Linked DNA regions of Homo sapiens: region 2 is linked to region 1. Evidence: chromatin loops called from intact Hi-C (ENCODE). Cell type or tissue: heart right ventricle. All regions are shown on one strand. Each heading gives the region's core, and the rest is flanking DNA. Links, peaks and the distances in the headings are about the cores only. Region 1 has its middle 19 kb from the start of ARF6. Region 2 holds the start of MIR6076 (microRNA 6076).

Region 1 (10,964 bases), core at 1,642-9,641:
TGCTATCTTGGCTCACTGCAACCTCTGCCTGCTGGGTTCAAGCGATTCTCCTGCCTCAGCCTCCCGAGTAGCTGGGACTATAGGCATGCACCACAACACCAGCTAATTTTTGTATTTTTAGTGGAATTTTTAGCAGGGTTTCACCATGTTGGCCAGGCTCGTCTCGAACTCCTGACCTCAGGCTATCCGCCCGCCTCTGCATCCTAAAGTGCTGGGATTACAAGTGCCAGGCCAGGTCCCAATGACTTTCTAACGTCAATTCTAAAGAATTCTTTTTGAACTTCAATCTTCTCTCTATAGGATATGTTCTCTCCTCTAATTTGTTCCCTGTCAGGTGCTTGTGCGTGCTCCTGAAGACAAAGCAACATTTTGGAGGGGCGGGGTCTTATTTGAAGTATATGAGGAAGGCGCTTCCTTGCAATGAGTGAGGGAGTTGGCAACTTTTAATAACCCCCAATCATTCTTCTTTATTTACTCAATAGCACCTGAGGGCCTGGTTGAAGAGAAAGGTTTTGAGGTAGGGGATGAGGCACAAGGGGCAAGAAAGCAGAGAGCAAACTCTTGCTGTCTCCCATCCCGTGTTGTTAGGTAGGGGTACATCATATTATTATAGTTAGAGCTATACCTATCTATGTGTTCTTGATGAAGGCATTGTTTGCAAGTTGCTCTTTTTCAACAGCAACATTAGTACCAGGTGATTACTGAACCCTTCACAGTTTGTCTTGCCCTTACTTGGAGAGAGCTAGATGTATCCTGTTTCTGCTGTGCATTTGGCCAACAGTCATGGGCGTGTGAATACGTGCCTTTGGTGTGTTTGTGTTCAATTCTCTTCATTTCTTTTTGTGTCTTGGACTTTGCATTAGGTAAACTCACGAACTTATTCATAAAGAACTCAACTTTTATGGTGTATAAATATTTAAAGAATACGTGAAAAAACAAGATGAAGGACAGGCTTATTTTCAGAGGTTTGTGCATGGTAGCAGAAAACATACATTTTAATGAAGTCATCTTTGTGCCAGTGAGCATTTGACTATTAACTTTTAAGAAGTGGAAAAAAATTCCTGAATTTTTTCGATAACTTTTAGAAAAGTCTTGTAGCATGTTCTGAGTTTGATCCACTGTTCACTGAATTATATGATAGGACTTCAATTTTAAAAGTGTATAAAAGCTTGTAGAAAGATTTGGTTTATTAAAAAGATTATGATGTGAAAAGCTAGCTCTAAAGTATTAAAGCTTTATTTTTCCCCCATTCTGAATTAAAATAGGAAGGGAGAGAGGAAGACGAGTCAGTGTTAAGGCCACGAGGTTGAATCATCTAAGGAAATGAGTCAGTGACTATAAACCATAACTTTCCTTTTTCTGGGGCTTTGACTTGGAGAACTTAATGTTGAATTATTTGAAAAATCTTGCTTGATATCAGTGAATTTAAAATAAGTTTCTTTTTTGTTTTGAGAAACCTTGTAATATTACTTGGATTCATTTATTTTTTATTTTTATTTTTTGTGAGACGGAGTCTCGCTCTGTCTCCAGACTGGAATGCAGTGGTGTGATCTCAGCTCACTGCAACCTCCACCTTCTGGGTTCAAGTAATTCTCCTGCCTCAGCCTTCCGAGTAGCTGGGACTACAGGCGTGTGCCGCCACACCCAGCTAATTTTTGTATTTTTAGTAGAGACAGGGTTTCACCATGTTGGCCAGGATGGTCTCTATCTCTTGACCTCGTGATCCACCCGCCTGGGCCTCCCAACGTGCTGGGATTACAGGCGTGAGCCACCACACCCGGCTGGATTCATGTATTATTTCAACAAATATTCAGTAGAAAAAAGTAGCGGGTATATTCTTCAAACCAAAAGACATGCAGTGATTTGAAAATATGGGTAATGTATCAGTATCTCTGTGTATATATTTAGCTCTAGGTAACCAATAGTGATTCTTAATCTGCTTTTAAAACAAGTTTTTTGAGGTTAATAACTGATGACTCATTATTGGATTTAGGATAAACCTAGAATGCTGGTAGCTATTGACACATCATATTTCTATTTGATATGCTGGAGTTTTTTTCCTAGTCATGAATTATTTCTTAGGAACCCTGAGCCCATAATTGAAATAAATGCATTGTATTTTGGCTTATTTTTGAAACTTTAAAAATCTCAAATGGTGTCAGGCGTGGTGGCTCACACCTGTAATCCCAGCACTTTGGGAGGCCAAGGCGGGTGGATCATGAGGTTAGGAGATCGAGACCATCCTGGCTAACACGGTGAAACCCTGTCTCTACTGAAAATACAAAAAAAAATTAGCCGGGCGTGGTGGCGGGCGCCTGTAGTCCCAGCTACTCAGGAGGCTGAGGCAGGAGAATGGTGTGAACCCTGGAGGCGGAGCTTTCAGTGAGCCGAGATCGCGCCACTGTGCTCCAGCCTGGGCAACAGAGTGAGACTCCGTCTCAAAAAAAAAAAAAAATCTCAAATGTAACTAATGATCAAGTCTGTAGGTAAACATAGATAGGTCTCTCAAGGTAAACGCTGGCATATTATATAAAAAATTCTTGACCTTTTATGATTGATTGCTTGTCTTTATGACTTGGACTCTTTTTATAAGATTGGATTGCATTTTTAATTCTCTCCAACTCATGAGTAATACTTGATTTATGACAGTAAATGCATTTTACACAAGAACCTAATATTTAGAAACTTACTGAAGTATCTTAAATCCTGTTTTTGTCATCAAGACAAACTTGAATTAAAGACTAAAACATTACATTTTTATTTTTTATTTTTTTTGCTTAGTATAATAATATGGTAGTGGTATCTTAGGGGAAATGTTTTAAATAAATACTAATATATCTTTTTCTTTTATTATTTCTTGGGTATCTTGTTGAATACAGTATGGATTTTAGACTAGCATGACAACATTTCTAAATTGCCTTCTGGTCAAGAGTGGTGGTTCACACCTGTAATCCCAGTACTTTGGGAAGCCAAGATGGAAGGATTGCTTGAGGCCAAGAGTTTGAGACCCACCTGGGCAATATAGTGAGACCATGTCTGTTTTTTTTTTCTTTTTTTCAATAGAGATGAGGTTTTGCCATGTTGGCCAGGCTCGTCTCGAACTCCTGAGGCTCAAGTGAACCACCCACCTCGGCCTCCCAAAGCGCTGGGATTACAGGTGTGAGCCACCACACCCAGCTAGACCACATCTCTTTTTAAACAATCAATCAATCAATCAATCAATCAATCAATATGGTTGGCAGGGCTATTGTTTCCATATGCTTAGACATCCTAGACATGTTAATTTTTCTCCTTTCAAACCTATGGTAATTTCTAGGTTCTTTTTCTTGCTGCATGTCCCAATCTAATAAAACCTAAAGTGTTACCCACTGATACACCTCAGGGTCCATGCTGCTTTGCTGAGCATCAAAATAGTGATTTAGGAAATTGTGATTTCTGGATTCTGGATTACAGTGTTAGAAATACCCAAGAAATTAGGATCTGGAAACATCCTATGTATGATGCTATGAAGGCCATTCATTGAATGGAAAAAGGATTGAAGATGGAAGAGAACCTCCTTTCCTCATATAAGCCATATATGATACTTATCTTTTTTTTTTGAGATGGAGTTTCACTCTATCATCCAGGCTGGAGGGCAGTCGCGGGATCTTTGTGGCTCTCTGCAACCTCCGCCTCCTGGGTTCAAGGGATTCTCCTGCCTTAGCCTCCTGAGTACCTTGGATTACAGGTGTGTGCCACCACACTTAGCTGATTTTTGTATTTTTAGTAGAGATGGGGTTTTGCCATGTTTGCCAGGCTGGTCTTGAACTCCTGACCTCAGGTGATCCACCTGCCTCAGCCTTCCAAAGCGCTGGGATTACAGGCATGAGACATTGTGTCCAGCCCTTCCTACCTTTTTTTTTTTTTTTTTTTTTGCAAGCATTTTTAGTTTCCTTTCTGACAGGATTGATTTGGGTAAAGAACATTGAATTTTGAGTCAATAGTCTCAAATAGATAGACCTATGTTTGAATTCCAACCCTGACCTCAATAGCTAAGTGACACTGGAAAATCTATCTCTTTGTCTCAGTTTTCCTGCTAAAAATCGGGATGGTAATGTTCACCCAGCAAGGCTTTATCACAAAAAGTGGTAACTTATGAGAAAGTCCCTATCTGGCATGGTAAGCACTCAAGAGAAATTAGTTCTATTTTCCTTCTTCCCTCTAGTTTAATAATTTAAAAAATTAAATCATGCAGCCATAAAAAAGAATGAAATTATGTCCTTTGCAGCAACAAGGATGCAGTTGGAGGCCATTATCCTAAGCGAATTAACACAGAAACAGAAAACCTAATGCCGCACATTCTTACTTATAAGTGGGAGCTAAACACTGGGTACACACAGACACAAAGATGGGAACAGTAGGCATTGGGGATTCAAAAAGGCAGAAGAGAGGAAGGGGGGCCAGGTTTGAAGAACTACTTGTGTTCACTACTTGGATGATGGGATCATTAGAGGCCTAAACCTCAGCATCATGCAATATACCCATGTAACAAACCTGTGCCCGTACCCTCTGAATCTTGGATAAAAAAATAAAAGCAGGCCAGGAGCGGTGGCTCATCCCTATAATCCCAGCACTTTGGGAGGCTGAGGCGGGCGGATCACTTGAGGTCAGGAGTTCGAGCCCAGCCTGGCCAACATGATGATACCCCATCTCTACTAAAAATACAAAAATTAGCTGGGCACAGTGGTGGGCGCCTGTAGTCCCAGCTACTCGGGAGGCTGAGGCAGGAGAATCACCTGAACCCAGGAGGCCGATGTTGCAGTGAGCCAAGATTGCGCTGCTACACTCCAGCCTGGGTGACAGAGTGAGACTCCATCTCAAAAAAAAAAAAAAAAAAAAAAATATATATATATATATATATATATACACACACACACACACACACACACACACATACACATACACACACATACATATATTCAGTGAAAAAGATATTCTCAAGGTGATAAGAAACCAACTATTTGTTGTATTTTACCTTTTAATAGGTAACAATTGAGAACAGGCATTATTGATTCAAGAATGGTGTTAGTTTTTTTCCTTTAACTACACAAAATGTGTAGTCATCAATTCTTTGACTAAGAGGAAGGAGTGTCAAGAGGGAAGCCTGAAAAAATCTTGAAGTTTAAATGCTTTTGTCTAACTATCTGAGTCACTCCTCAGGGTGGAGTTTCTATGGCATGGCTCCCTGCCAGCATAATTTTGAGCTTTTAAGAGAGAGTAGTTGGGCCAACAAACACAGTAACCAAAATGACTACTCTGACACTGGAACCAGCTTTACATACAAATATTTTCTCTATTATCTCAGAAATAATCATGGAAATATACAAGCATTTCCTCTTCTGAACCATATTAATTTTCTAAGAATGAATGTATATTCAGCTACAAACATAATTGAAACAATTCCAGAGAACAAACAAGTGTGGGCCACTTACTCCTGGGGATGTGGCTGTTCTGCACAGCTTTGAGATGTAGGAGAAAAAAAGTATGACTTCCTTCTGTTTAATGATTGTTTAAGTGTGCTTTGATTACTGCAGAAAGCCTAAACCTACTTTTTAAAATTCCATGCAAATCTTGTTGAAGTGAATTCCAGTGACTAATATATTTGAGAAACTTTCTTGGAAAAAAGAATTACCAATGATATATTTAAACAACTGGTATTCATAATATAGAAATATAATTAGACTAATGTGTTCAGTATTTCAATGAAGCTTGATGTTCTTGATCATTAAAGACTTACTTTTCGGCCGGGCGTGGTGGCTCGCGCCTGTAATCCCAGCACTTTGGGAGGCCAAGGCGGGCGGATCACGAGGTCGGGAGATGGAGATCATCTTGCCTAAGAGGGTGAAACCCCGTCTCTACTAAAAATACAAAAAATTAGCTGGGCGTGGTGGCGGGCGCCTGTAGTCCCAGCTACTCGGGAGGCTGAGGCAGGAGAATGGCGTGAACCTGGGAGGCGGAGCTCGCAGTGAGCCGAGATAGCGCTACGGAGCGAGATTCTGTCTCCAAAAAAAAAAAAAAAAAAAAAAAAAAAAAAAAAAAAAAAAAAAAAAAAAAAACAAGACAAAAAAAGACTTATTTTTCTTTGTGAGGCCGAGGCAAGCAGATTGCTTGAGCCCAAGAATTCAAGACCAGCTTGGGCAACATAGTGAAACCGCATTTCTACAAAAAAATACAAATTTGCCGGGTATGGTGGTGCACACCTGTACTCCCAGCTACTCGGGAGGCTGAGACAGGAGGATCTCCCAAGCCGAGGTCAAGCCAAGAAAGTGCCACTGCACTCCGGCCTGGGCAACAGGGTGAGACCATATCTCAAAAAAAAAATAGGCCAGGTGCAGTGACTCACACCTGCAATGCCAGCATTTTGGGAGGCTGAGGCAGGCAGATCACTTGAGGTCAGGAGTTTGAGACCAGCCTGGCCAACATGGGGAAACCCCGTCTCTACTAAAAATATAAAAATTAGCCGGGCATGGTGGCGGAGCTGTAATCCCAGCTACTTGGGAGCCTGAGGCACGAGAATCGCTTGAACCTGGGAGGCGGATGTTGCAGTGAGCCGAGATCGCACCACTGCACTCCAGTCTGGGCGACAGAGCAAGACTGTCTCAAAAAAAAAATAATAATAATAAATAATAAATAAAAATAAAAAATAGGCTGGGCGCAGTGCCTCACTCCTGTAATCCCAGCACTTTGGGAGGCCGAGGCGGGCAGATAACCTGAGGTCAGGAATTCAAGACCAGCCTGGCCAACATGGCAAATCCCCGTCTCTAGCTAAAAATGCAAAAATTAGCCCAGTGCGGTGGTGTGCGCCTGTAATCCCAGCTACTCGGAAGGCTGAGGCAGGCTAATTGCTTGAGCCAGGGAGGCGGAGGTTGCAGTGAGCTGAGAGCCTGGGCGACACAGCAACACTCTGTCTCAAATAAATAAATAAGACTTAATTTTATTTATTTATTTTTGAGACTGAGTTTCACTCTCGTTGCCCAGGCTGGAGTGCAACGGCGCAATCTCGGCTCACTGCAACCTCCACCTTCTGGGTTCAAGTGATTCTCCTGCCTCAGCCTCCTTAGTAGCTGGGATTACAGGCCCACGCCACCACGCCCGGCTAATTTTTTGTATTTTTTAATAGAGACTGTAGAGACGGGGTTTCACCATGTTAGCCAGGATGGTCTCGATCTCCTGACTTCGTGATCCACCTGCCTCGGCCTCCTAAAGTGCTGGGATTACAGGTGTGAGCTGAACCACTGTGCCCAGCCTATTTATTTATTTTTAAAATTTATTTTAATTTTTTACATCTGGGAAGTTGTGAAAAACTTTTTTTTTTTTTTTTTTCTGAGATAGAGTCTCACTCTGCCACCAGGCTGAAGTGTAGTGGCACCATCTCGGCTCACTGCAACCTCCGCTTCCCGGGTTTAAGCGATTCTCCTGCCTCAACCTCCCTAGCAGCTGGGACTACAGGCCTGCACCACCATGCCCAGCTAATTTTTTTTTTGTATTTTTAGTAGAGACAGGGTTTCACCATTTTGGCCAGGATGGTCTCGATCTCTAGACTTCATGATCCGCCCGCCTGGTGATCCGCCCGCGTCAGCCTCCCAAATACTTTTTTTTTTTTTTTTTTTTTGAGAGGGAGTTTTGCTCTTGTTGCCTAGGCTGGAGTGCAATGGGGCGATCTCGGCTCACTGCAACCTCCACCTCCCAGGTTCAAGTGATTCTCCTGCCTCAGTCTCCTGAGTATCTGGGATTACAGGCATGAGCCACCATGTCCAGCTGATTTTGTATTTTTAGTAGAGAAGGGGTTTCACCATGTTGGTCAGGCTGGTCTCGAAGTCCTGACCTCAGGTGATCCACCCGCCTCGGCCTCCCAAAGTGCTGGGATTACAGGTGTGAGCCACCACGCCCGGCTAGAAAGATTTATTTTTAATTAGGCCGGTTCAGTGGCTCATGTCTGTAATCCCTTCAGGAGGCCGAGGCAGACGGAACACTTGAGGCCAGGAGTTCGAGATCAGCCTTGCCAACATGGTGAAACCTCATCTCTGCTAAAATAGTCCCAGCTACTCAGGAGGCTGAGGCACGAGAGTTGCTTGAACCCAGGAGGTAGGTGGAGGTTGCAGTGAGCCGAGATCCTGCCACTGCCCTCCAGCCTAGGCGACAGAGTAAGGCTCCATTTCGAAAAAAAAAACAAACAAATAACAAACAAAAAACAAACAAAAAAACTTTGGGCAAAGATTGCACAGGATATAATTATACTAAAAGATTATTAGTTATTAAACCTGAAATTTAAATTTAATGAACTGTCCTGTATTTTATTTGATAATTCTACCACATGGGTTAAATGAGAAAAGTCTTCATAAGTACTTAGAACAGTGGTGGTACAAGTAGTGCTCAATAAATGGTAGTCTTTATTTTTTCCTTTTCTTCTGCCCACATGATCTGCAGGAATTATTTTTGAAACTAAAAATGATAACTAATACTTTACAAATGATGGAAAACTCAGGTTAAATAATTTGCATTTGGTTCCATAGATAAAAAGTAGTTCATCTGGATTGTAAAATGCTGCAGCCACTTTAGAAAAACAGTTTGGCAGTTCTTCAGAATGATAAACATAGAGTTACCACATGACCTGGCAATTAAGTCCACCCACACTTCAGGGTAGGGGATTAAACAGAGAAGTAGATACCAGGAGGTGGAGATTATGGAGGGCTACCTTAGAAGCTGCCTCCCATAGCATGGGATGGTTATCTGTCCAAACTGGGACTGAGGATACTTCTGTATGCCACTCTGATGGTTTGCTCAGCTTTTTTTAGATGGGAAAGCAAAAGGTTAATATATGTCAGTAAAGTCCAGTCTCTCCATACGTTGGAGGATGGAGGCCATTTTTTTTTAAACCAGTGGAAGAACAGGGATTTGAGTATGAAAATGCTGTAGGAGAGTGACTTTAAAATTGCTTTATCTTCCTTATTAAGGTAAGGGACTTGCCTTCCTTATTCCATTTTAACTTCAAATTTTTTTTCTTTTCTTTTTTTATACAAGTGTGGCACAGATTGTCTAGCAATTCACAGAATTCTTTTCCTTTCCTTCTTTTGTGTACTAATAGACTACATTTCCCACCCTGCCTCGCAGTTAGATGCAGCCTCACAGCTGAGTTCTAGCCAGTGGAATGTGAATGAAAGTGATATATATTGATTCCTGGTTTCATACATAAAGTCCCCTCAAGCTCTCTTCCATGCTACTTTCCTTTTTTCTGACTTTATACAGAATATCACAGCTTATTTGAGGATGGAGGAGCCCTAAGATATAAGGAAGAGGTTTTCTAGATGGATCTTTGTAGGAGGGCTGATCAGGAACTCATTTTGGACTAACTATGGGCAAGAAATAAACTTTTCTGGTTAAAAAATTTAGAACTTGGCACTCCCTATTCTAGTTTCTGTAAAGGAGAATAACTTAACCATATCACTACTGAAGAATTGGAATTCTCCCTTTAACTAAGAGAAGTACTTTGTTATTGTTTGTTTTTGAGACAGGGTCTTGCTCTGTCGCCCACACTAGAGTGCAGTGGCCTGATCATAGCTCACTGTAAACTTGAAATCCCGGGCTCAAACAATCCTCCCACCTTGGCCTCCCAAAGTGCTGGGATTACAAGCATAAGCCACCACGCTTGGCCTACACTTTTTATTTTTCAATAAACTGTTACCCTAGACTCTGTGAACCTCAGAGAGAATAGCTGCTGCAAAAAGCCATAATTGGTGGAATGTTTGTGTGCCTATACATTCTAGCTTGCTTCGAAAAACAGTTTGTCATTAGATACATGTTTGAACTATCAAGTGAGTTTTTTTTTCTGAGATGGAGTCTTGTTCTGTCACCTAGGCTGGAGTGCAGTGGTGTGATCTCGGCTCACTGCAACCTCTGTCTCTCAGGTTCAAGTAATTCTCCTGCCTTAGCCTCCCATTAGGTGAGATTACAGGCCCACACCACCATGCCCGGCTAATTTTTTGTGTGTGTATTTTTAGTAGAGAAGGGGTTTCACCATGTTGGCCAGGCTGGTCTCAAACTCCTACCTCAGGCGATCTGTCTGCCTCGGCCTCCCAAAGTGCTGGGATTACAGGCGTAAGCCACCAGGCCTGGCTCTTTTTTTTTTTTTTTTTTTTTTTTTAAAATAGAGACAGGGTCTCCCTATGTTGCCCAGGTTGGTCTCGAACTCCTGGGCTCAAGGGATCCTCCCGCTTCAGCCTCCTGAAGTGCTAGGATTATGGTAAGAGCCACACGCACAGCCACTGTCAAGTGAATATTAATCTTTGTGTCATAAAGACTGTCATGAATTTGTTTGCTATAGGGCGTGCTACTGCTTGGAAAAAAAAAAAAAATATATATATATATATATATATATATATATATATATATATAAATTTGGAATGTTTTCTGCAGCAAAACCAAAGAAAAAAAAATAGATAGGCAACTGTAGCCTAAACAATTAGGGACTTATTTCCTGACATAGTAAATCCAAGAAATAGGCAGTCCTGGCCTGGTGTGGCTCAGGGATTTGGTCAAGAACTCCAAAATTTGTGTTTTACCACTCTGTAGTCCTTAGTGTGCTGGCTTGTGGATTTACGATTCCAAGATATCTGCTGCAGCTCTAAGTACTTGTGCCTGTTTTCAAGGCAGGAAGGAAGAGGAGGCAGAACCATTGGCTGGAATTCATCACATGGCCTTTCCTAACTACAAAGGAGTCTCAGAAAAGAAGCACTTACCTTCTATACTCTCTAGTGGAAGAGGACAGGATGAAAGGGATTGATAATGGGTTTTGAGTTAGCTTTATCAAAGAGAATCATGGTCAAAAAGCTGGCTGGGCGTGGTGGCTCACGCCTGTAATCCCAGCACTTTGGGAGGCCGAGATGGGGGCCAATCACGAGGTCACGAGACCATCCTGGCCAACATGG
Region 2 (10,964 bases), core at 954-8,953, 52 kb after region 1:
CTTTACCATCCTCACCAGCTACTTTTACCACAATATGTAGTTTTGCTTTCTTGATTGCAGTTTCCCTCTTACATGCATGCTTCATTTTAATTTTATAAAAATTACAGTGGCACGATCTCAGCTCACTGCAACCTCCGCCTTGTGGGTTCAAGTGATTCTCCTGCCTCAGCCTACCAAGTAGCTGGGACTACAGGCATGTGCCACCACACCCGGCTAATTTTTGTATTTTGAGTAGAGATGGGGTTTCACCTTGTTGGCCAGGCTGGTCTTGAACTCCTGACCTCAACTGATCCACCTGCCTCGGCCTCCTAAAGTGCTGGGATTACAGGCATGAGCCACTGCACCCAGCCGCCCAGTGTTTTCTTTTTAGTGAAACTTCACATTTTTCAGAGATACAGAGCCTTTGGGAAGAAAACCTAGAAGTTTTAGTTCTGTAAGTGGACAGATCAGTGTAGTAAAAAGAAGGCAGAGGATGTTCACAGACATAATTATCAGGTCTTTGGTAACAACATGGGAGTTTTTGAAGCACAACGGTTCTGTGATTTATGCCTCCTTGCACCTGGAGCTCGGCTCCACTCCTCCCACACCCTGCTGCAAAAACCTCTTCACCTGTGGCTGTGCGGTCTCTGTGTAGTAACTTCACGCCTGGTTGGTTATATTTTCTCCAGCACTGCTTCCGGGAATGACAGGAGGGGATGAGTATTTTCTCTCCTGTCACTGAACTACTAGAAATGTGGCTGTTTAGGAGGGGAGGATTCATGACGAATGCAGCCATTTCTCCGGGATGCATTGAGTAAAACCCTTTGAGAGCCCTCCTCAGGGTGGGAGCCCCCCCTTTTTTTTTTTTTTTTTTTTTTTTTACTGGAGAGACAGCCTCCAGCGCAAAATGAAGACACATTCCCTGGGTGGGAGTTTTGAAGACAAAATAAAAGAAATGCATAGCACCAGGAAACATCCGTACCTGTTGCCTTCTGGAGGGCTCCTCCTGCGAGCATTGTCATTGGGTTAGGTCCTGCACCCTTCCTGCCAATCCACTCTTGGGCTGGATTGAGAAATACAGAAATCACTTTGGGTTGCTTGGCTGTATGTTGAAATCCTCTGAGCAGGTTTAGTTTCTTTTGAGTTTTATTTCTTCTTCTTTTTTTTTTTTTTGAGACAGAGTCTCGCTTTGTTGCCCAGGTTGGAGTGCAGTGGTGCGATCTCAGCTCACTGCAACCTCCACCTCCGCGGTTCAAGTGATTGTCCTGCCTCAGCCTCTTGAATAGCTGGGATTACAGGTGCACACCACCATGCCTGTCTAATTTTTGTAGAGATGGGGTTTCACCATGGACTATAGGCCAGACTCTTAAAAATGAGGTGGCAGAAAATCTGAAGTTTAACCAAGACTCAAGTCCATTTTAATTTCTATTTTAATAATCTGAGCACAGAAAATAGATTAGTACGCTATCTGAGATTAGAGTGAACTGGTGAGAGACTCAGTGTCCAAATATATGAAGAAGAGTAGCAAGAATTGGTACAAAGTGAGAAAAGAAGTTGAGAGTGGTAGACAGGGTCCAGGCCCAGTCCCCAGGTCCTGGTGCTGTATGTTCCCTTACTGTATTTTCAGAGAAGGCGGGGAGGTGTTCAGCAGCCAGAACTCCATTTGAGGTAAGCCAGACTCAGATGGGGGTAAAGCAGAAGTCAAAAATCATCCTTTCTATCCTTCTGTATCAAGACTAAGTATAACAGCAGGGAGCTTGAAATGTAGAGACATGAGAGTTAAAGTTGACACCTAGTCTCAGATTTAGATATCAAAAGGTTAAGACTGTAAAAATCGGGGTGATCTGGAAGGATGTGATTCGAAAGTCAAACTGAGGGCCCATTGTGGGGCCAGGTGCTGGCCCTGGGTCTGGAGATATAGACATGACCAGACATAGTGCTGCCCTCTGGGAACTGTGATCTGTCTGGAATCATATATCTTACACTCCAGCCCAGTACAGGTTTCCAGGATTAAGTGGTGTTAGATAAATTGCAAGTACACTTTCAGAACTACATGATAATACGTATGGAAATTTTAACTAGAAAGGTGTACAGTGACAGAACTCCCTCCCCCCTACTTTAGTGGGGTGGCCACACTTCAACATACCTCTGTATTACTCATCTTCCATGCAGTGTTTCCCCAGGACCTGCCTTGACTTTTCTCTTGCTGAGCTCTGTTCTACCACACACTTGCCTCCCCAGATAGCTAATTATAAGCTTCTATTTTAGTGCCTGCTTACAACAAAAGCTGTGTCAAAAGCAGCGCATACCCATATAGAAATTTAAAAGGGTACAATTCCTGAATGGTGATGAAGCAGTACTCTGCGATGTGCTTCATCATCCAAGCGATGGTTCGGGGAAATGGAAATAGATCTGGTCAGATCGGTGCAGGCCAAGCGGGTGCCTAACATGTGTTTACCGACAACGACCTAGTACACGTTTATTAGGAACATTTTCTATTTACATAAAGAGGCAGAGACAGCTCCAGTGTTCATCAGGATCAGCTTGGGCTACTGCAGCCTTGCACATCAGTTCACAGCTTTGCAGGCCCAGAAGCGTTTTCACTAGCCCTTCTCAATCTTGAGAAATAATGCTTCTGATGTCACAGTAGTGTAGGCTATTTGAGCCCTAGGTTTACGTATAGTAGTTTTAGGTTTTGGATTTTTAGTCACAGGCCTTCTTGCTAATGCGATCGTCTCTTTTAGGCCTTTGGCATCTGAGCCAGTTCTGATTTGCTGGGATGCTATTATTGCCTCTTCTTATCCATTTCAGGAGTAAGGGGTAGAAGGGAGGAAAAAAATAGAAATAGGAACAGCATGAATGTTGATCGACATCTTGCATTTTGAAGAGGAAACTCATCATCTCCTCCAAATGGTCATCTACTCAACGCCTGGAGCTCTAAAGAAATGCCCATCCTCTTAATATAAAACAAACACAAACTATGTGTTCAGAGCTTCCATGTGCATTTGTGTTTACAGACGGAAATACCTGTGAGACTAAAAATCTTCAAGCCTTATTGCAGATCCCTGGTTTCTGTGGGATTATGTAAAACCTGTATTTCTGAAACCCCGCCTCCCGTCTTCCTTCCATCTTAAAGCAGGGTTGAACCTTTTATTAAACTGACAGCCAGGAAATGTTTTACCTGCTTGACTTGTTCTTACTATTTTATACAGGTTTCAGTCAAATGTTTCTACACCCTGCTGGGCGTGGGAGGCCGTGACTCACCAAGAGAGAGGATATTCGGTTTGCATATCCAGGGTGTTGCAGGATGATAGAGGACTTCACAATTCAGGCTTGGTGCCATTTTGTCCCTTCCCTCGTTCTCTCTTGGATATTTACTTGGCTACTTGCTCCCATGGAGAACCAGTCAGCTGAGTATTCAAATATTAAATTAATTCCTCTTTCTACACAAGTGGCCAAGCAAGTTTTTACTAGAAACGTAGACTGGTGCCTGAGGAAGACTGGGGGTAGGGAGAAGAGAGGATGAGTTTATTTATTTAGTTATTTTTAATTTTTTTTTTTTAATAGAAATGGGGTCTTGCTGTGTTGCTCAGGCTGCTTTCAAACTCCTGGCTTCGAGGAATCCTTCTGCCTTGGTCTCCCAAAGTGTTGGGATTACAGGGATGAGCCACCATGCCCAGCTAGAGACTGAGTTTAAAGGGCAAAGGAAACTGTGGAAAGTAGTTTCTCTAAATATAAGTTTTGTGATGCTTTTCCATTGTCCAAGATCTTTGTGCCTTTGTGTATGAATAGGCCAAGAAAATGTTTTAGAATAACTTTGAATTAATCAATTTGTGTCAAGAAACCTCCTTTTTCCTGCTGCAGCAGGGTCTGCTTGGCCTATGAAAGCTCAAGGAGGGGTCTTTTATGACTCAGAGATATTTCCTTAATTTAAAAAAAAAGTTGGGAGGCCGAGGCAGGCAGATCATGAGGTCAAGAGATCGACTGATACCATCCTGGCCAATATGGTGAAACCCCGTCTCTACGAAAAAGACAAGAATTAGCTGGGTGTGGTGGTGGGCGCCTGTAGTCCCAGCTACTTGGGAGGCTGAGGCAGAAGAATCACTTGAACCTGGGAGGCAGAGGTTGCAGTGAGCTGAGATTGCGCCACTGCACTCCAGCCTGGCGACAGAGCGAGACTCCATCTCAAAAAAAAAAAAAAAAAAAAAAAAAAAGAGGGACAGAGGCCTTTGACTCCTGGCCACTCTTGTGAATCACATTTTGCACACAACACCTCCTCTCTTCATCCTTTTTCAGACTAAGGACTTGCCCAGAACTCTGGTGGTTACAGACCAAGCACTATGGTTGGAGGAGCTAGCCCAACAGAGGCAGCTGCGATCAGGGGAAGGGTGGAAGCCGCACACCAGAGCACCCTTGCTGCTCCAGGGCTGTCAACGATCTTCTCATACTCAGAGACTCGCTCGCCCCTGTGTCCTTTCATTCCTTCCTGCAGGCACTTCTGGAGCGGGTAGCGTGGTGAGATTTCTCACACAAAATTTGCTACAAAGCTACAGTAGACCACGTAGTGTGGTAGTAACATAAGAACAGACGTATAGATCAATGGAATAAAATAGAGAGCCGGGAAACAAACCCTTGTCTTCAATAGTGCTGGGAAAACTGGATATCCACTTACAAAAGAATGAAGCTGGACCCTTACCTTATACCATGTGCAAAAATTAACTCAAGATAGATCAAGGACCTAAACTAAATCTTCATAATCTTTGATTTGGCAAGATTTCTTGGATGTGACACTAAAAGCACAGGTAGCCAAAGAAAAAAATAGACAAATTTGGCTTCATCAAAATAAAAAACTTCAGTGTATCAAAGGTCACTGTGAAGGGAATGAAAAGATGGCCTACAGAATGGGAGAAAATACCTGCAAATCACACATCTGATAAGGGACTACTATCCAGAATATGTTAAAAGCCCCTACAACTCAACAACAACAAACCAAACAACCTAATGTTAAAATAGGCAAAGTAATTCAATAGACAGTTCTCCAAAGAAGATACACAGATGGCCAATAGGCACAGGAAAAGATGTTTAAAATCATTAATCATTAGGGAAATACAAATCAAAATCACAATGAGATACCACTTCACATCTATGAGGATGGCTGGTAATAAAAACAAAAACAGAAAACAACAAATGTCGGTGAGGATGTGGCTAACTTGGGACACTCGCATATTGCTGGAGGGAGTGTAAAATGGTGCGGCCACTGTGGAAAACAGCCTGATTGTTCCTTGGTGGTAATACAGAATTTCCATATGATCCAGCATATTCCACTCCTAGGTATATACTCAAAGTAATAGAAAATAGGAACTCAAACAGATGCGTGTACAACAACCTTCATAGCAGCACCGTTCATAATAGCCAAAAGGTAGAAACAACAGAACCGTCCACCAGCAGATGAACAGATAAACAAAATGTGGCAAATGCATGCAATGGAGAAGGATTCAGCCACAAAAAGGAGTGGGATTCTGATACCTGCTATGACACGGATGAGCACCAAAGACATTATGCTAAGTGAAATAACCCAGACACAAAAGGAAAAATATTGTGTGATTCTACTTCTTTGAGTGACCTAGAATAGGCAAATTCACAGAGACAGAAAGTAGAATAGAGGTTTGGCAGGAGCTGGGGGAAGGGGAAATGCGGAGTGATTGCTCAACAGGTACAGAGTTTCTGTTTGGGATGATGAAAAGTTACATACAGCATTGTAAATGTCCTTATTGCCACTGAATTGTACACTTAAAATGGTTAAAGTGGTAAATTTTATATTATGTATATTTCACCATAGTAAAAAAAAGTTTTAAATACACATTCCAGGGCCCCACCCTTAGAAAGCCTCAGAGGCGGCCGGGCGAGGTGGCTCACGCCTGTAATCCCGGCACTTTGGGAGGCCGAGGCAGGTGGATCACCTGAGGTCAGGAGTTCAAGACCAGCCTGGCCAACATGGTGAAACCCCTTCTCTACAGAGATACAAAAATTAGCCTGGCATGATGGTGGGTGCCTGTAATCCCAGCTACTCTGGAGGCTGAGGCAGAAGAATCACCTGAACCTGGGTGGCAGAGGTTGCAGTGAGCCGAGATAGTGCCATTGCGCTCCAGCCCGAGTGACAGAGCAAAACTCCGTCTCAAGAAATCCTCAGAAGGTGATACAGTAAATATGGATGGGGTGGGAATCTGGAATCTGTATTATTATTATTATTATTTTTAATGCCTTCCTATCTTTCTCAGGCATAGTCAGGTTTGGAAACTTATGATTTAGTCTCTGCCAGTTCTTTCCAAGGGGCTGGTGCGTCTGTAAGGAAGTGTTCACCAGTCTACGTGAAATACATGTGTATTTCTCATGCATCTGAGTGTATTAAATTTGAAGTCCTGTTTTAAAATCTGAGATTGTCATGATTACATTGTTTTGGGGTTAAAGTGTCCAATCATCTCCCACCATAAAATGATGGTGACAATAATTCAGGTTGTTTTTTAAGTGTCTGTGCTTGGCAAAATAGAAGTGAGCAGTCCTATGTTAGTCTCTCAAAAGGTTTTCAAAATTTTAATGGTTTGTTAAATTCCAAAGATTGGGAACCATTCCTCCAGACACCATCCCTTTGAAAATACTGAAATAGAAACTGCTTCTGCTGTTTATTTTATTTGTGCCAGAAAGAAAAAAAAAATGGAAAGGACCTATACATTTTTCTGTGGTTCATAGGACCTGGAGCAACAAAGGGCAGCATTGAAACTGACAGCATTGACATGTAATTTGTCCTGCTGCCTGTTGGAACGTTCTTTTTCAGATGCTGGAGGAGCATGACAGAGGAGAGGTGGAGGTAGGCGAGAGTAATATAATTTCTCCAGGAGAACATCTGAGAGGGGAAGTTGCTTTCCTGCCCTGGCCCTTTCACCCTCCTGAGTTTGGGGGCTGTGGTGGGGCAGGGATTGACCAACAGCCATTCCTAGGGGATGGATGCCTTTGCATTCCAGAGGGCAGCTGGCTGAAGGGAGTGCTGAGTCTGTGGGAGCCATAGCCCGCCCCACCCTTTAGGCAGATTAGTTAATTATTGAAAAGTGCCTCAGAAGCACAAAGGTCTGGAGAGACTCCATGAGCTATTGCTCAGGCCCGTGTGGGAGCTGGCATTTCTGAGGAGACACTGAGACTCTTCTAGGAGGCTGTGGAACAAGAAATAGTTCCTTCCCATTGTGGTGCAGTCCTTTCAGGTTTGGTGTAGAGAGACAGTTCCAGAGAATTCTTATACAGTGCATATAACTTCTCAAGAGAGAAGTTAAATTTATTTGTCTTAGGATTTGTGAAGTATTTAGATAAATGAACCACATCAGATATTTTCCGTTGTTTTAATTTTTTGTGTGTGTGGTTTTAATGTTTTAAGGACATTCAGGTCTTTTTTTTTTTTTTTTTTTAAACGGAGTCTTCCTCTGTCACCCAGGCTGGAGTGCAGTGGCACAATCTCAGCTCACTGCAACCTCTGCCTTCTGGATTCAAGCAATTCTCCTGCTTCAGCTTTCAGCTTCCCGAGTAGCTGGGACTACAGGTGCGCGCCACCACGCTGAGCTAATTTTTGTGTTTTTAGTAGAGACGCGGTTTCACCATGTTGGCCAGGATGGACTTGATCTCGTTATCTGCTCACCTCGGCCTCCCAAAGTGCTGGGATTACAGGTGTAAGCCACCACACCCGGCCCATTCAGGTCATTTATGCATAAACGATCACATGACATGTTCTGTTCTCTGACTTACTTTTTTCTTTTACTTAACAACATTCCCTGTAGCTCTTTCTGTGTTAGTGCATATAGGCATCCCCCATTTTAACTGTTGCATTCCTTCTAGATGTATCATAGTTTCTTTACCCACTATTTTAGCAAAGGATCACATAGGTGGTTTTCCATTTTTCACCATTACAAACAATGCTGCAACAAATGTTCTTATACACAAATGGGTGTGTGTATGTATGAGTGTTTCTGAAGGATATTATTTCTAGAAGTGGAATTTCTGGATCAAAGGGCATGCACATTTAAAATTTTTGTAAATAATATTGAGTTTCTCCCCCAAAATTCTGTTCTGATTTTTATAGCCACCATTATACTCATCAGCGTTGGACATAATCATTTTGTTAAAACTGCCAGCGTCATGTGCAGAAAAAACAGTGTCATTTTAAATTGCATTTCCTGGATTTACCAGTTAGATTGTTCATTTTATCATATGCCTATTGACCATTTCAATTTTTGGAACTTTTAGAAATAAAAATACAGAAAAGGTGTATAGGCTGGTTGCAGTGGCCTACTGACCATTTCAATTTTTGGAACTTTTAAAAATAAAAATAGAGAAAAGGTGTATAGGCTGGTTGCAGTGGCCTACTGACCATTTCAATTTTGGGAACTTTTAAAAATAAAAATACAGAAAAGGTGTATAGGCCGGGTGCAGTGGCTCACGCCTGTAGTCCCAGCACTTTGGGAGGCCAAGGCGGGTGGATTGCCTGAGGTCAGGAGTTTGAGAACAGTCTGGCCAACAGGGCGAAACCCTGTCTCTACTGAAAATACAAAAATTAGCTGGGCATGGTGGCAGGTGCCTGTAATCCCGACTGCTCGGGAAGCAGAGGCAGGAGAAACGCTGGAACCCGGGAGGCGGAGGTTGCAGTGAGCTGAGATCTCGCCACTGCACTCCAGTCTCGGCGACAGAGCGAGACTCCATCTCAAAAAAAAAAAAAAAAAAAGAAAAGAAAAAGGAAAGGTGTATACATTAAAGGTGTACTGATCAATGCATTAAGACAAAGTGAACTCTTCCTTGTAATCATGTCCCAAGTCAATAAATAAAATATTATAAGACCTTCTCCCCAAAAGAAGACTCTCCCCTGAAAAAGATCGACCTCCTCCAAAGTAATTCCTACCCCAACATCTAAGTGCTGTAGATTAGTCGTTCCTGTTTCCTACTGTCATATGAACAGACTCATACAAACATGCACTCTTCTGCGTCTAGCTTCCTTCATTCGCATTACGTTTATGAGTCTTTCACGTACTCGTGTGTAGCTGTAGTATGCTCATTTACATTGCTTATTGTATTGCATTATGTGAATATATCACAATTTATTGATTGATGGACATCTGGGTTACATCTGTTGCCAACTTTCAGTTATTAATGAATAATGTTGCTAAGAGCATTATCGTGCATGCTCTTTAGTATAGCTGTGCATCATCTCTGTTGGGTATATATCTAGGAACAAGATTCTGGGGTCATCAGCATTGTTCTGTTCAACTCCACCAATTGCATTTGTGAATTTCTTATGAATATTCTTTGCACACTTATTATCGGGTGGTTTGTGTTTTATTATTGACTTGTATCTGTCCTATTTACTCTGGATGTTAGTTCTGTTGTAAATATTCTCTCTTAGTCTGTATATAGGCCCTTTTATTTTACAAAGTTTAAAGTTTTTATGCAGTCAAATCTGTAATTCTTTTTCTTTATGGTTTCTGGTTTTATATCTTGCTTAGAAAGTCCTTCTCTATCTCAAGATTGTAAAATACTCTCTTATGTCTTGTCTCCTTTTTTTTTTTTTTTTTTTTTAGACAGGATCTCACTCTGTTTCCAGGCTGGAGTACAGGATATGATCATGGCTAACTGTAGCCTCAACCTCCTAAGCCCAAGCGATCCTCCCCTCTCAGCCTCTTTAGTAGGTGGGACTACAGGCATGCACCGCCATACCTGGCTAATTTTTTAATTTTTTGTAGGGACAGGGTCTTGCTATGATGCCCAGATGGTCTCGAACTCCTGTGCGCAAGCGATCCTCCCGCCTCAGCCTCCCAAAGTGCTGGGATTACAGGTGTGAGCCACTGCATGGGGCCACATTTCCATTTCCTTCTAATACTCATTTTGATTTTTTACTTTAGGCTTTTTAGTCAGTATGGAATTTATTTGTGAGGGTGAGAAATAGAGGCTAATTTATTATCTAAATTAGGGGATGAGTAAAATGATACCATTTGCTGCCTAAGTTTTAAAAATATTTATTTTATTTTATTTTTATTTTTGAGATGGACTCTGGCTCTGTCACCCAGGCTAGAGTGCAGTGGCGCGATCACGGCTCACTGCAACCTCCACCTCCCGGGTTCAAGCGATTCTCCTGCCTTAGCCTCCCAGATATCTGGGATTACAGGTGTGCACGACCGCGCCTGGCTAATTTTCATATTTTTAGTAGAGACAGGGTTTCCCCATGTTGGCCAGGCTGGTCTGGAACTCCTGACCTCAGGTAATCCACCCGCCTCGGCCTCCCAAAGTGCTGGGATTACAGATGTGAGCCACCACACCCGGCCTCAAATATTTATTTTTAACATCTCAAAATAAGTTCTAACATCAAAGAACTAAAAAACTATCAACAAAAAAATTTTTTTACCTCAGAATAGTCTCCTCTAAGTTAAGCCTGAGTTAGATTCTAAATAGGGCAAATGTTCTAAGTCAGCGGTTGCCACCCAAAATGCTATCTATGCATATAAATGGTCAGTGACTTATTTATTCACTTACTATGTATTTATGGAATTTAAAGTGCAGTTCCCTTGGACTTACGTGTCTAACGAGGAAGAAAGGCTTCATTCTGGGACCTTCAGGGTAGCCTGGCTTGCACACTGGATCTAGGTTCACGGGTCATGAAAACTACAGTGGCTTTCTTCCCTCCCAAGCCTCCAGCTACTCCCAATCTGAGCAAATGGCCCCCAGATGGATTCTATGTTCTGAGTCCGTCCCCAGGACAGAGGGAGGTCCAGTTTGAGCTTTATTACAAATCCTGTAGGTCGGCTTTAGATTATAGACATGGCTTCCTCAGGCAAGGCTGCCCACTTGAGGGAAACAATTTTGTTGGCTGGCTGGGTGGTTGGTGTAGGGCTCACATTTGGGAGTTCACTCCTTTCTCTCCCTTTGTCTGAAACGATCAGCACCTTGTTGTGCCTGTT

What was found. A loop is a pair of places that touch in the nucleus more often than their neighbours do. Peaks named below come from ENCODE experiments on the same cell type or tissue, not always from the same donor. Only the 100,000 strongest peaks of a DNase experiment are listed, where the experiment ranks them.
Region 2: it touches region 1 in a loop (1.8-fold over the local background); 10 of 110 quality-filtered maps call a loop at or near these places.

What each region holds. Positions count from the first base shown.
Region 1 is chr14:49,906,625-49,917,588 of GRCh38, forward strand. No RefSeq gene overlaps it. Among named protein-coding and RNA genes, the nearest start is that of ARF6, 19 kb to the left of the region's middle. RefSeq lists an enhancer at 10,933-10,964. In heart right ventricle, for the core only: no CTCF peak of the experiment used is centred there; a DNase peak (open chromatin) is centred at 5,214; H3K27ac peaks cover 1,041 bases.
Region 2 is chr14:49,959,578-49,970,541 of GRCh38, forward strand. MIR6076 (microRNA 6076) reads left to right here and starts at 6,822; the gene lies at 6,822-6,934. LOC100506446 (a long non-coding RNA gene) reads right to left here and starts at 3,455. Exons shown (of 6, transcript XR_007064156.1): 1 at 2,126-3,455; 2 at 962-1,042. RefSeq lists enhancers at 2,111-2,250, 2,301-2,390 and a silencer at 5,619-5,688. In heart right ventricle, for the core only: no CTCF peak of the experiment used is centred there; no DNase peak of the experiment used is centred there.